Regions from separate parts of the Homo sapiens genome. Here region 1 is linked to region 2. The links are chromatin contacts, found by Hi-C in ENCODE. All regions are on one chromosome and are shown on one strand. The core of a region is the stretch at or near the end of the contact, and the rest is flanking DNA. Distances in the headings are between cores, read along the strand shown. Region 1 overlaps FRMD3 (FERM domain containing 3). Region 2 holds the start of FRMD3-AS1 (FRMD3 antisense RNA 1).

What was found. A loop is a pair of places that touch in the nucleus more often than their neighbours do. Pooled maps may share reads with other maps.
Region 1: a map of Right ventricle myocardium inferior shows a loop between it and region 2 (6-fold over the local background). The contact joins the enhancer-like site here to the promoter of FRMD3-AS1 in region 2. A Hi-C loop is called at or near these places in 1 of 168 maps with a recorded cell type or tissue (Right ventricle myocardium inferior) and 6 of 50 pooled maps.

The regions. Positions count from the first base shown.
Region 1 is chr9:83,430,909-83,433,715 of GRCh38, forward strand. All of the region lies in intron 1 of FRMD3 (FERM domain containing 3), which reads right to left. Among named protein-coding and RNA genes, the nearest start is that of FRMD3, 110 kb to the right of the region's middle. RefSeq lists a silencer at 1,366-1,660. Within about 2 kb of position 1,448, at least 22 of the 41 ENCODE cell types and tissues checked have a DNase peak (open chromatin) inside an H3K27ac peak, as active enhancers do.
Region 2 is chr9:83,217,705-83,220,728 of GRCh38, forward strand. It overlaps FRMD3-AS1 (FRMD3 antisense RNA 1), which reads left to right and starts at 1,641. Exons shown (of 3, transcript NR_184120.1): 1 at 1,641-1,673. It also overlaps a transcript of RASEF not described here.

The DNA of each region.
Region 1 (2,807 bases), core at 198-2,697, 210 kb after region 2:
ATTCATGCCTGCACCACTTAGTTCCTTTAGATCACCTATCTGACCCCTGTAGGAATTTGATGCTTTGGCCCCTCATATAAACAATGAGGTCTTATTGTAATTCCGTGGTATTAGAGCCCTGTGATAGGCAAAGCATGTCCAGCAAGTTCATTCTGAGCAAAACATCCTTTTAGGTGAGATCCATTGGCCCTTTATTGAACTCATGGAAGGAGCACGTTCATTTCAGATTGTACATTTCCAGCTTCTTGGGAATGTCCAATAGCGTGGATGTTTGAGAACATCAGCCAGTTCAGATGTACGCCTTCCCTCATCTAACTAGTCTCCCTGCCATAAATGAATATGACATTGGTATAATGTATTTCGTGTTTTGCACAATGAAACTAGCACCACATGTGCTTCCAAATGCTCATTATTCCCATGTGGATAATTTATTCTCCTACATTTTCAGGGATATGAGTTAGAATGACTTGTTATGCCCTCCAAAATCATCTTTGTTTTCTTAAAAATGCTAGGACAAACTGAATTAAAATCTAAAATTTTTAATTTATCTTAATTAATACTCTAGCCTTTCCTTCCTTATTCTATTCTGATTTTTTTCCCTATTCTAACTTTTTACTTTGTATTTCACAAGGTATAATCTTAAACAGTTTTGTGGTTAAGTTTAGCGTTTTTTTTTATGAGATGAAACATTTGACTTCTCTGCTATTTTAGGTTCTGAGAGTATCAGCTTTTGCTGAAGGTATAAAGGTGTCAAAAGTGTCACTTGTCCTTCTCTTGTCTCTGATTTGTTGACCATGAGGCCCTTTTTAACTTCCCCAATTGCAGCTCCCTTACTATTTTGTCTTCTCCAGTTTTGTGCCTGCACTTGGTGTTATTTTTCCATACTCTCACCTCCTGACCTGGCCTGAGTTCTAGGTGGAAGTTTCCATTTGCCTTTCAGGAATGAGCTCTTATCAAAAGATCACTAACTCATAAACATGCTTGCTTGCCAGCTGCTGGCACAGCACTCTGCAGAGAGAGGACACTTAGTTCAATGTGGGACTTGGGCTTCTTCAGAGAAACCCTAGCACTCTTCAGAAGGAACCCGTGGCAGCTCGAGGCATAGACAATCCTCATTAGGTACCCAATATTTATTAACTAAACTCTTCACCCAACTCCCTTCCCTCATTGCATTCCCAATCTAGTGGCTGGAAAGGACACTGCCACACACCTGGAAGCAATGGACTTAAAACACGGCATTGCAAGAGTCTTCCCCACATCCGGCCCTCTGGATGCCTAGCCTTGTCCCAGGATGCTGGTTAACTTGTATGATGACAGGGAAGGATGGGCTAGAGTGATATTTTAAGTGCAATCTCCTCCATAAACCACTTCTACAGCTCTGGCCTTGCCACTGAGCCAGGAGCCAAGTCTGCCAGGTCACTATGTTTCCTTTGCCCCAAGGAATCCAGGAAAATACCGAGAGCACTGCCAGATGGCAAGCAGCCACCAAGGCTGCTGGGTGGCCCGGGAGGAATGTGACTGTGTGTCCTTTGTGTGGTGTGGCCCCCTCCCTCAGCCTGGCCAGCCTCTGCTCCCCAGCAGTCCACGCACATTCCAAGGTTTTATGTGTGCATTTCAATGAAGCCCAGCACCCCACCACAGAAAATGTCACCACTGCCTCAGGCCCTCCGGGACTTTTAAAGCTTTGAGCCCAGCAGGTTAAACTTATAAAACAAAGGTCATAGATCACTCATCCAATGCCTGAATAAATATCTGTTTGTAAGTTCAATATAAAAGGAATATAAGTTTAATATGAAAGGAATTCTTCCATTATCCTTTTTTTCTTAAATAGATTTAACAGATTTAAAAAAATTTTAATTTCAATAGCTTTAGAGGTACAAGCATTTTTGGTTATGTGGACAAATTATATAGTGCTGAAGTAGGATTTTACTGCACCTGTCACCCAAGTAGTGTACATTGTACCCAGTAAGTAGTTTTTCATCCTTTACCCTCCTTCTGAGTCTCCAATGTCCATTATACAACTCTGCATGCCTTTGCATACCTATAGCTTAGCTTCCACTTATAAGTGAGAACTAGGTTTTTGGTTTTCCATTCCTGAGTTACTTCACTTAGAATTATGGCTTCTAGTTCCATCCAAGTTGCCAAAAAAGACATCATTTTTTTCTTTTTAGTGGCTGAGTAGTATTCCTTGGTGTATATATACCACATTTTCTTTATCAATGCATTCATCAGTTGATGGGCATTAGGTTGATTCCATATCTTTGCAATTGCTTTTCATTCTTAAAATGTTTCCTTATTATAAAAAAATCTCAAGAGGCTAGGAAGGCAATTAATGCATGCTTAGTTCATGATATTAATAAAGAACATTGGTGGAAGTGAAACTTCACCACATCATAAAATTCTGCATGCTCAGGGATCATAACGGAAGCAGGAGGTTAGGACACCATAAGAAAAAGAGAAGGGGGATTAGGCCTTCCCACAGAACTATGCCTTGTCCCTCTCATGTTTTCCTCACAGGCAAACTCTTCAAAGCAGCAGTCCCCAACCTTTTTGGCACCAGGGACCAGTTTAATGGAAGACAATTTTTCCACGGATCAAGGTGGAAGTGGGGTGGTTTCAGGATGACTCAAGCACATCACATTTATTGTGCACTTTATTTCTATTATTATTACATTGTAATACATAATGAAATAATTATACAACTTACCACAATGTAGAATCAGTGGGAGCCCTGAGCTTGTTTTCCTGCAACTAGACAGTCCAATCTGAGGGTGATGGGAGACAGTGACAGATCATCAGGCATTAGA
Region 2 (3,024 bases), core at 391-2,890:
TTTATAAATGACCCAGTCTCAGGTATGTCTTTATCAGCAATGTGAGAACAGACTAATACATTCGGTTTCCTCATTCATAAAAATAGAGTTGGGGGGTGGGGAAGTGGGTCTTAAACTTTTCCTATCTCACGGTACAGGAATAAAGGGGGATAAAATATCTTAGGTGTCTGGTCCAGAAAAGGTAATTATAAATGTTACTTATGTTTCCTTCTCCTCCTAATTTATCCAATAAATGCAAAAACTCTGAGGCACTCACTGTCTTTTGCTCTTTATCCATTCATCAAACTTTCCTTGGAGCCTAATTGCATGCCAGATACATAACTTCATAAAACACATGTGGTTGTCTCTGGTCCTGTGGAACTACAGTGACAGGGGAGGGGGCAGAAATGAAACAGCTTACTGATAAATGAGTGAATGAATTTGGCTAGATTAATAGGAGTGGGTGAAAGGTAGCATGAATAAACACTCCATTAGGGAAAAAGAAAATTAAGCTAAATTCAAAGTACCAAGTGTGCACGTGGAAGCCAGATCCTGGGAGTTTCTGAAATTCTCTGCGCCTCCCTTTCCTCTTCTACAAAATGGAGATAGTAATAGATGGTAACTCTTTTGGGTTACTGTGAAAAGTAAAACAACACTCCCCTCCCTCATCCTCACTAACCCAGCATATCAACCAGTTTTCTGAGATGTCTAGATTTCCATTTGGCCTCCAGCCAGCTTGAACAGCCAAACTGCCCCCAAGAAAGCACCCTGAATGTGAGGTCATCCAGGGTCCTAGGACTCCATCATACCCACTCCAAAACTAAAAGCCCACAGACCGTGGGGGTAGGACCTGACTAGCTGAAACATGCTGACCAAGCTACCTGAAGCACCTCTGAGGTATGCCCAGGCCTCAGGGTTGTCAAGCAGAAAAACCAGCACCTCCAGCCAGGTGTGTCTCTCTCATAAAGAAAGCTGAAACAGTTTTCCCTGCTTCTGAGTGGCAAGCTCGCCCCCAGATGTTTCTGAGAGCACCGCCCTTGCATTCCCACCAGGCCACCTGAGAACCTGGCCTCCCACATCTGGATTCGGCTGAAGCAGCAGTGTTTGAGAGAAAGGTGAGACTGGACAGTCAAGAAAGGGACAGAAAGTCGACGGTCTGGGAACTATCCCAGCGTGGACATTTACAGAAGCCACATACCTGTGTGTCCTCACTCCTCACAGGAGGACCGTGCAAAGGCAAATTGCTAGGCAGGTAGACCTCACAGATTCTCTCAGCCGGGCAGTCGGTGAGTCTGTCCAAAGCATTTGAATCTGAAGATAAAATGTTAAGAAGAAAATCCTAGAAAAACATGTCACATATATTCTACCCACCGAACCAAACAAAAACAAAAAAGAAACACTTAATTTTTAATAATGGGCGCAAGAAGTACTCAAAGTAATAAATAATAATAATAATAAAAGTTACTTCTTAGCCTGACTGTCCTGGACGAGAATTCCGTCCCCACTTGCAGGTCGGGCACTGAGTGCCTGGACAGAGAGTTAGGTCCCCCGCTTACCCCGCCCTAAGGCTGCGGAAGGCGGCGCCATCGGTCGCCATGGAAATCGCGGCGGATGGGCGGATCCTGGGCAGGTTGGCTGGGTCGGGCTGCCCGGGCGACGCCGGAGTTGCAGTTGGAGGCTGCGGGAATACAAAGGTAAGAGAGCAACTCCTGGGTTCCCTTGACTCGCAAGGGCTTGACCCCTGCCCGGGTTCTGGGAAAGTGAAGCAGAAAGTCGCCTCCCAGCGCAGAATATTCAAATTTGCCAGATGATCAGAATTACGCTGATTTAAAACCCAAACCCTCCCTAGTTTCCCACTCCTGCCCTGCTAAATCAAAATCTCCCAGCCAGGATCCGGAATCTGGATTTAACCAGGGGCCGTTTATAGAGTTGGGAGATTGGTAGATACGAGGTTCGCCTATTCTTATTTCTCAACGCCATACCACTACCCCGTAATGGTAAAAGAATTTGCACCCCAAAATCCTCCCCAGCGGCTCTGAAATGGAGTGCTTGGAGCTGGAAATGCGGAGCCCATTCCTCTCCTTGCAATACTGAAAGTTGTGAGCTGATTGGAAGCGTCGCTGCTTCTTGTGGGTTTCCCACTGGGGGGCAGCCTCGTCCTTCGCTCCTATTCCTTCCGCAAAGCAGAGCCGACAGTGTGGTTTCTGGCTAATTCCGGCTGCAGCCTGGTTAATAATATAAGCAGCACTTCTAGGAAGCGGAGCTTGGATGCAGAGCAGAGCCTAGGGCTGTAAATGGAAGAAGCTCTCAGCCCCAATTCCTAGTTTACAGTTAGGGTTCAGAACAAAGAATCCACGCTTGTAAAGCAATAATGTTCCCCTTGAGGGGAACATTACACTGCCCTTCAGTTCACGTGTATTATTTCTCAGCCCCCCCGAGCTTTATCTTTCATTGGGCAATCAGGTGGGACTTCAGGATTGATGGAGCCAAGCGTTAGCCTTGGCTGCACACTGAGTAACTATGAGCCTCACCTGACCACCTTCAGGAGGCAGCGTGGTGGTGAGAGAGGACTCGCTTCTGCGCTAATGGGGATCGCCATAGCTTCAATGACTATAAAATCAGGACCTGTCGTATCTGCATAGCCTGTCTTAGAGGTTTACGGGACGCTCAGCTCAATAGAGTGGGATAATCTATGGGTCTCTAGTACCTCATGCATTTACTGTACCTTATTTTGATAACCTGTTTATAGGTCTGACTTCTGTTATTTCATGTATAGGCATTGTCAGCTTAAAATCATGAGATCTTAAATTTGGAGAGGAGACTTTATTTCTTATAACGAGTTGCAGCTTGCAGGGTGGCCATCATGACAGGTAGAAGCTAGCCTCTGGCAGAGACCAATAGCAGGCACTTCAGAGGATAAAAGGGAGAGGTTGAGATTTATGCCCAAGGAAATTAGCTATACATACATATTCAGTAGGTTATAGGAGAATCTTATGAATATTTATGAGTCAATACATATGCACAGAATGAACATGTATGTAACAT